Regions from separate parts of the Homo sapiens genome. Here region 2 is linked to region 1. A link is a loop called in an ENCODE intact Hi-C map of the cell type or tissue named here. Cell type or tissue: heart left ventricle. All regions are shown on one strand. Each heading gives the region's core, and the rest is flanking DNA. Links, peaks and the distances in the headings are about the cores only.

Region 1 (4,388 bases), core at 155-4,154:
GCTTTTCAGGAAAAAAAAAAAAAAAAGAAAAAAGAAGAAGTGCAACAGGAGATGCCTTTCAGCCCCAAGGCTGTCACCTGCTCTTTTGAGAGGCTACACTGTATACTTCAGGTGGTCCTATGGGAGAAAATGACCCAAGAGCTAATAGTCACTAGACACTCTACCAGACATAGCCATGGTGGGTATCTTGGTTTATTCCCAGAAAGTACTAAAACTCAGGCCCAGAAAAAAAACTGAAGGATAGCTGAGGACACATCACCCTACAAAGTTTACAAAGGGTAATCTTGACCCAAAAACATTTTGGTAAGTTCTCTGGAAAAATAAAAGAAAAAGAGGAGCCGGGCGCGGTGGCTCACGCCTAACCCCAGCACTTTGGAAGGCCAAGGCGAGTGGATCACGAGGTCAAGAGATTGAGACCATCCTGGCCCACATGGTGAAACCCCGTCTCTGCTTAAAATACAAAAATTTAGCTGGGCGTGGTGGCGCGCGCCTGTAGTCCCAGCTACTGGAAAGGCTGAGGCAGGAGGATCGCTGGAACCCAGGAGACGGAGGTTGCAGTAAATCGAGATCGCGCGACTGCACTCCAGCCTGGCAATAGAGCCAGATTCCATCTCAAAAAACAAAAACAACAAAAGAAATGCAGGCACAGATATTTTTTACAATACAGTGTCAGGGGATTATTCTTTGCTTTCTTCTGGGAAATATTTACAAAGAGAAAACAAGTCTTTTCAATAGTGTTATGCAATGCTTTAAAAAAAATGATTAATTGAGGAACGTGGGGTACATTTCAGGCCCTGCTTAGGACACATGTGAAAAATGCTAGGGAAAAATCAGTCCCCTGTGGGGTGTGGAAATAATTAAGTGGCAGGCAATTAGACTGAGGATGCTCTAGTCCTCGGATTCCTCCTTCTAAAATAAAAATCTAAACTCAAGTGCAGTTTTTGCTAAATTACTACATTCGGGAAACAAAATTCAGGCTTAAAAAACCATAAACTGCCAATTAAGCTCTGATTACATAACCAGGAAATTTCCACCTTAATTGTACAAAGAAACTACATAACTATACGTATTGAATTATTGAATATGGTTTTCTTCATCATGCACCTTATCAATGTTTCCTTCAAGCCCCTCCCATGGACCGCAAACTACAAACTATAGCTGGGTGCTCTTGAATGACTGATTAAATTATTTGATATTTTTGCGGTGACTCCCATAATTTATGTATTTATTTATTTTTTTAGACAAAGTCTTAGGCCGGGCGCGGTGGTTCACGCCTGTAATCCCAGCACTTTGGGAGGCCAAGGCGGGCGGATCACGAGGTCAGGAGATGGAGACCATCCTGGTTAACACAGTGAAACCCCGTCTCTACTAAAAATACAAAAAATTAGCCAGGCAAGGTGGCGGGCGCCTGTAGTCCCAGCTACTCGGGAAGCTGAGGCAGGAGAATGGCGTGAACCCCAGGGGGCGGAGCCTGCAGTGGGCCGAGATCGCGCCACTGTACTCCAGCCTGGGCGACAGCGAGACTCCGTCTCAAAAAAAAAAAAAAAAAAAAAAAGGACAAAGTCTTGCTCTGTCACCCAGGCTGGAATGCAGTGGTGTGATATCAGCTCACTGCAGCCTCCGCCTCCTGGGTTCAAGCGATTCTCTCTCCTCTGCCTCCCGAGTAGCTGGGACTAGAGACATTCGCCATCACACTCAGCTAATTTTTCTATTTTCTTTGTAGAGATGGGGTTTCCCCATTTTGCCCAGGCTGGTCTTCAACTCCTGACCTCAAGTGATCAGCCCTTCTCAGCCTCCCAAAGTGTTGGGATTACTGGCATTTCGTACCTGGCACCATACTTTTTTTTTTTCTTTGAGACGGAGTCTCCCTCTGTCGCCCAGGCTGGAGTGGTGGTGCAATCTCGGCTCAATGCAAGCTCCACCTCCCGGATTCCACACATTTTTAATAACAGAAAAGAGAAACTGTGAACCCCACGGACCAAAGCTCTTCCCATTCATGAACCCACATCCCGAGTCAGGATTCTCCCCTGACGACCCTCCCATGGTCCCTGCAAAATCTGGGAGAAACGCGGCGCTGCCGCTGCAGAGCTGCCTAGAAAGGGCTCCAGGCCATGGCACAGTCACTGCGAGAGGAAGAGACAGGAGGCCTGGCGGCCCGGCTGTCAGCGCAGTCGCCATCTTAAGGCTGAAGGGGGCTGAGGCCAACCTGGGCAAGGAGAACTTGGGGCGCACATTGTGGAGCTGACTGCGAAGAGGCCTGAGTCCCGCCACAGTCACTTCCCACCAGTTCCACCCTGCCCCTCTTCCTGTCTCGGGATGTCGGCCGGGCACTCTCACCATTTCTATGCTTCCAGGGTGTCCTGGGGTTTTAGCTGTGGATCTCCCAATACCTGCAGGTCACAGGGCCACAGAGGCTGGGCCTCCAGGAGAATAGGACACAGACCAGTGAAGACGAGACCTGAAACGCCGGCTGCAGCTAGAGACAAAGGCCGCGCCAAAAGCGGAAAGCCGTCCTCGTCGCTCCAGCTGCGTGCCTGATTGGACGGTTTCCAGCCCAGCGTCTCTGATTGGATAATGCTTTAGGTCCCGCCCCTCAGGCCCTGAGTGACAGAAGATGTGATCAGATGCTGGGCTAAGTGAAGAGAGACAGCCTAAGCTGCAGCCTTTACAGGCAGGGCTTCCTTCCTGAGCTGACCCAGGCCCCCCCCAGAGCATGAGAAAATTCTCTTTTGTACTCACTCTCCTTTTGAATGTATTCAAAAGGTGAACAGAAGTATTTTGCTGGCATATTAATAATACATAAAATTTTTGTTCAAGAGAAAATCAACGTTTACTTTGTTAGTAGTGTATTATCAATACTAAAGCTAATGTTTTTTTTTTTTTTTTTGAGACGGAGTCTCGCTTTGTCACCCAGGCTGGAGTGCAGTGGCGGGGTCTCGCTCACCCGATTTTCCTGCCTCAGCCTCCTGAGTAGCTGGGATTACAGCTACTATTGTTGAAAAACAATAGACAATCACAAAAACAAGCTGACCTTTTTGTGTTCCTTAAGCCCTGTCCTGAAGAGCCCTGTGACTGGGCTTTATGCCAAACAACTCGTTACTAAAGAGCTGTGGTCCCAGACTGCACCGAAGCTTCATGAGACCTCTCCTCGTCTGTGCACGGACGAGTGGCCAACTCTGGAGCCCAGGCTGTTGCTTCCCTGTCTGGTGGTGAATCCTCCACAGTCTGATGAGGGTGGTGTCTGACTCTGGAGCTCAGGCTGTTGCTTCTTGGTCTGGTGGTGAGTCCTTCATAGTCTGGTGAGTGCGGGTGTCCCACTCTGGAACCCATGCTGTTGCTTCCTGGCCTGGTGGAGAATCTTCCAGCCTGGAGAGTGCGGTGTCTGACTCTGGAGCCCAAGGCTGGAAACTTGGGGACGTCCCAAATCCCGGAATGGAAACTCCCCCAGTTCTCCCCCTTGGCGTGCCCTATCTGGTGAGTTTCGGGGGAACTCATGACCCAAGTCATAATAGGAATTTCAAGCCTCATAAAGACATCATGGTTGAAGCAGAGGTGTTTCGTTTCCAGCAAAGCCCAATAGCAAGCTAACAATTGCTCCTCGAAAGGGTTATAAGCTTTGCTGGCCTCTGGCAGTTTCTGGGTCCAAAACCAGAAATGTACCTCTTCCCATCTTGTTTCTGCCTAAGGCTCCAATTAGCATGTTGATCTAGGACAGTTACTTGCAGTTCTACGGGACCATCCCAAATGGGTCATAGATCCAGGGCCAGTTGCACTGCTTGTTTATCTTGTTCGGAAGCCATGATCTCTTTCTCTCCCCAAAGTCATAGCGTTTTCTGGTGGCTGCATGCAGAGGTTGTAACATGTTACCCAAGTGGGGAATATGATGTCTCCAGAATCCAAACAAGCCAATAAATTTCTGAGCCTCATTTTTAGTGGTAGGGGTTGCAAATTCTAGTATTTTAGGCTTAGCCTTTGGTAAAATGAATTATTTCCCTGCATTTCATAGGATGCAACCAGCCCCTATCTTGACACATTATCTTATAAGCAGTAAGGAAACACCATCCACTCTGGGAGATCCCCTCAGCGTCTCCTTTGCTGACTGGAATTCCCTGCAGCACTTCACGCACAAAGGTCTAAATTGCACTAATTTAGATTCCCAATTCTTACAAAGTCCGGTTCCCCTTGACCATTCAATTGCCAAGGGAGAGAACTGGGGGAGTTTCCATCCGGGGATATGGGAAGTCCTCGAGCCTCCCGCCCTGCCCTTGTTGCTAAAAAGTGGCACACTTTTGTTTTTGAATCCTGTTTGTGACACCAAAAGTGTTCTGTGCGGGAAACGCACGAGGGGGAGAAGGAAAGACACACACACAATACCTTTAAGGGTAAAC
Region 2 (4,388 bases), core at 138-4,137, 190 kb before region 1:
GGAGGAGCCCCAGTTCTCAGAAAGAGAAGCCCCAGTTCACAGAAGGAGAAAATGTAATCAATGCTGCCTAGCTTCCAGCTTCAGCTTACCTATGGGGGACTGAGTCTCTTCTGAAAAAAGCAGCTGTTCTCCATAGTATTAGCCTGTTCTCATGCTACTAATAAAAAGACATACCCAAGACTGGGTAATTTATAAAGGAAGGAAGTTTAATTGACTCACAGTTCTACATGGCTGGAGGTGGGCGGTCGGTTCAAAATCATGGAGGAAGGCAAGGAGAGGCAAAGTCACATCTTACACTGTGGCAGGCAAGAGAGCATGTGCAGGCCAACTGCCCTCTATAAAACCATCAGATCTCGTGACATATATTCACTACCACAAGAACAGCTTGGGAAAGACACACACCCGTGATTCGATTACCTCCCTCCAGGTCCCTCTCATATCACACGGGAATTATGGGAGCTAGAATTCAAGATGAGATTTGGGTGGGGACACAGCCAAACCATATCATCCATCATTTGAAGGAACTGTGGTCTCAGGAAGCTAGGCATTGAGTGTGCACGCTGCCCCCTAGAATTCCACACCTACATCACAGAGACAGAATAGTCTCAAAGGATTCTTAAGGGTAATATGGGCAGCCAAAAGGAGGAGATGAATTCACAGCCTCTGCCTTACCTTCTGGTCTAACAAATACTACTCCTATCCTGGCCCAAAAGGATTCCCATACTCTTTTCTGGGTTGCACAAGGAGTAATTCAGAAAGACAAAAACTTATTAATGCCCCTTCATTCTCCATAACTTCTGAGGTAAGTTGTTCATTCCCTGGGTTTTAGGTTGTTGTTCTCTCTCTACCTCCACAGAACCAGTGTGTCCCATTCCATTACCTATAATTTCACCCATATTCTTCTTACCTCCTACTTTCTCCTAGACATTTTATCCAGTAGAGCCAGGTGAAATACAGACAAGTATATTTACACAAAACTTAACCAGAACTAAGTTGGAGTCCCATAAGCCCTATTGGGCTGCGATGGCACTCAGGCTGGCCTAAGGTTGTGGTTATGGAAAAGAATGCCACATTTTGCCCAGGAATGATCAATGTGGAATCTCAAATTTGGGAAATAGATCCTTAGAGCCCCCAACCGTTTCATCCTTCTCTTGGAGGCAATCAGGAAGAGATAATCCCCTTTTGGAGGAAACCATGTCTAATCAACAAATTACCTAACCAACATGTGTGGAAAAGGAGGTAAAATCAGACAGTTGACCCATTTTAGTAGATTTGGTAATAAATGCCACAAAGTCAGAGTTCAAGTGGTCTCAAAAGCCTAAAAGGCGACACAGATTAGTTTCAAGGAACACATGGTGTCACTGAGTGTTCCAACTTCCCAGAGGGTGAGTACCATGGCAACTTTGAGCAGGCTGGGAAACGATCCCAGACCCTTGAGGGTCTGTGAGAAATCAAACTTTCGGCACTTTGGAAGTCAGGAAACCAGCACGTTGGGGGAGGCGGGATCACAGTTACTTGCTGAGACAAGCTGCCCTGGCTACGTTCACTCCCGTCAGGTAGGAGAGGTTAAAGAACAGGAAGGCTCCCCCTCCGCAGGGCGGAACTGCTCTGAAGGCATGGAGGAGCGACGCTGAAGGTGGAGGCTTCGCCCACCATGCCGGGAGCTAAAATTTCTTAACCAATGCCGGCCAGCGATGGCAGGGCTGCGGGACTACAATCCCAGCGCGCACAGGGATCAGGGACTGTGCGCATCACTGGAAGAAGCGGCAGAACGGCGCGCGCCTCGCTGAGCTTTCTGGGAGATGTAGTCTCATGGCAACTCCCAGCCTTTTGGCCACAAGGCTACGGGACCTACAATCCCAGCCTGTACCAGGATCGGGAGCAGTTCGCAGCACTAGAGGAAGGGGCAGGGCGGTGCGCGCCGCGCCTGATATGCTGGGAGCTGTAGTCTCTTCACGGTTTTTAGCCAATGAGTAGGTAGCTTCAGAACTACAATCCCAGTATGCATGGGGGCGGTGCGTAGTCCTGGAGGTAGGGGCTGAGAGGTGTGGACTTACCGGTGTCCAAAGCATTGCTAGCAGCCAATTCCATGCCGCCCCGTTGCCAGGGAGAGTGAATACAGCTAGGGACGTGAAGGGTAGGTCTGGGCTGGGCATTGAGGAGGGTATTAGGCTAGGAAGTATACCTCACCTTTGTCCAAATCGGGTGGTTCGGCCTCCTCTCATTGGCCCTATGCAGCTGGGTTGCCTCTCTCACCCGCACCCAAGGGTCTTTCCAGAGTGTTGCGTCATTTCCAGCCCAGGGAGCTGCCTTCTTTCCTAAACTGCAATGGAAACTGTCCTGATGTCTGAGACAATGTCCGTTGTGCCGCAGCCCTCTGCCTTCTCTAGCCAGAGCGCGAGCTCAGCTGCTTTTGAGAGAAATCAGCCACCTGGCCCACCTGTGCACAACTTCAGAGCTTTGTAGGGGGTGACAAGGACTGTGTCTTCAGGGAAATGTCACGGGCATTAGCGCCTTTTTCGCAAATGTGAAAGTTGAGAAATCAAGAAGGTTAATTATTGGGTTGCCCAAGATCTGCTAAGAGCAAAGGAGAAAACTCCGTTTCCCAGGCATGTGTCTTGTGAGCCATTTTTAAATCAACCCTCTTAAGTGGACAAGCTCCAGAACACAACATGAAGCTGATGATGACTTAGGCAATTTATGCTTGAACTCATTGGCCTCATCTCAAGTCAGTGTCTCAGAGACACAGGTGGGACCTGATCCCCAAGGAACAGATAGCATTCCAGATTCATGGGAGCAACTTTTGAGATGTGGAGCACCCGGGGGGTCATTTGAAACCCATCAGGTTGCCGGGCGCGGTGGCTCACGCCTGTAATCCCAGCACTTTGGGAGGCCGAGGTGGGTGGATCACCTGAGGTAGGGAGTTCGAGACCAAACTGACCAACATGGAGAAACCCCATCTCTATTAAAAATACAAAATTAGTCGGGCATGGTGGCGCATGCCTGTAATCATAGCTACTCGGAAGGCTGAGGTAGGAGAATCACTTGAATCTGGGAGGCAGAGGTTGCGGTGAGTCGAGATAGCGCCACTGCACTCCAGCATGGGCAACAAGAGGAAAACTCCACCTCAAAAAAAAAAAAAAAAAAAAAAAAAGGTGTGTGTAATCTTCAGTTTTCAAGATGATTACAAAGATAATATTTATAGAAAGTATGCAAAATAAAATACAATCAAAGCATGCCAATAGAAAGTTAAATAAAAATTAAGAAAGTAAAACAGGCTGGGTGTGGTGGCTCACACCTGTAATCCCAGCACTTTGGGAGGCTGAGGCGGGTGGATCACAAGGTCAAGAGATGGAGACCATCCTGGCTAACATGGTGAAACCCTGTCTCTACTAAAAATACAAAAATTAGCTGGGCTTAGTGGCACGTGCCTGTAGTCCTAGCTACTCGGGAGGCTGAGGCAGGAGAATCACTTGAACCCGGGAGGCAGAGATTGCAGTGAGCCGAGATCACGCCACTGCACTCCAGCCTGGTGACAGAGCAAGACTCCGTCTCAAAAAAAAAAAAAAAGAAACCAAGTAAAACAGAAAATGAGAAAAATATAACTACTAGAAACACATAAAACAATAACAATATAACTAGTAATAACTTCATTTCCTTAATAAATTATTTTAAATATAAATTAAGTAAACTACTTAATAAAATGAAATGTAGTCTTAGGACTTTGGAAGGCCAAGATGGGCTGATCACTTGACCTGAGGAGTTCACCACCAGCTTGGGCAACATGGGAAAACTCTGTCTCTACAAAAAAATACAAAAAAGCTAGCTGGGTGCGATGGCAAATACTTGTAAATCAGCTACTTGAGAGGCTGAAATGAGAGGATCATCTGAGTTTGGGAGGTTCTGGCAGCAGTGAGCCCTGCAAATCAGCCTGGTTGACCGAATGAGACCCTATTGAAATACAAATGAGGCCTGGCGCGTTGGCTCATGCCTGTAATCCCAGCACTTTGAGAGGCTGAGGCAGGCAGATCACGAGGTCAGGAGTTCGAGACCAGCCTGGCCAATATGGTGAAACCCCCATCTCGACTAAAAACACAAAAATCAGCCAGGCATTGTGGCACGTGCCTATAGTCCCAGGGACTTGGGAGGATGTGGCAGAAGAATCGCTTGAACCCGGGAGGCAGAGGTTGCAGTGAGCTGAGATTGTACCACTGCACTCCAGCTTGGGTGACAGAGTGAGATTCCATCTCCAAAAAAAAAAAAAAAACCTACACTGAAAAAACACACTAATATGAAACTTCAAAACAATAATAAGAGAAATGTTTACTCTCATAAAACCTGGTATGCAACATTGATGTATCATTAAAAAAAACTTGTCAGGCTGGGTG

The links. Hi-C counts contacts between places; a loop is a spot of excess contacts. Peaks named below come from ENCODE experiments on the same cell type or tissue, not always from the same donor. Only the 100,000 strongest peaks of a DNase experiment are listed, where the experiment ranks them.
Region 2: a loop joins it to region 1, with 2.0 times the contacts of the local background. A loop is called at or near these places in 2 of 110 quality-filtered maps.

Annotation. Positions count from the first base shown.
Region 1 is chr19:20,235,951-20,240,338 of GRCh38, forward strand. It overlaps LOC105372310 (a long non-coding RNA gene), which reads right to left. Exons shown (of 7, transcript XR_007067164.1): 3 at 3,032-3,840; 4 at 2,338-2,600. Among named protein-coding and RNA genes, the nearest start is that of ZNF486, 71 kb to the left of the region's middle. RefSeq lists enhancers at 1,735-2,245, 2,757-3,275. In heart left ventricle, for the core only: no CTCF peak of the experiment used is centred there; DNase peaks (open chromatin) are centred at 2,131 and 2,551; H3K4me3 peaks cover 1,631 bases; H3K27ac peaks cover 1,395 bases.
Region 2 is chr19:20,050,373-20,054,760 of GRCh38, forward strand. LOC105372309 (a long non-coding RNA gene) reads right to left here and starts at 2,421. Exons shown (of 3, transcript XR_936387.2): 1 at 2,191-2,421. RefSeq lists enhancers at 977-1,704, 1,705-2,431. In heart left ventricle, for the core only: a CTCF peak has its summit at 1,884; a DNase peak (open chromatin) is centred at 1,919; H3K4me3 peaks cover 1,704 bases; H3K27ac peaks cover 759 bases.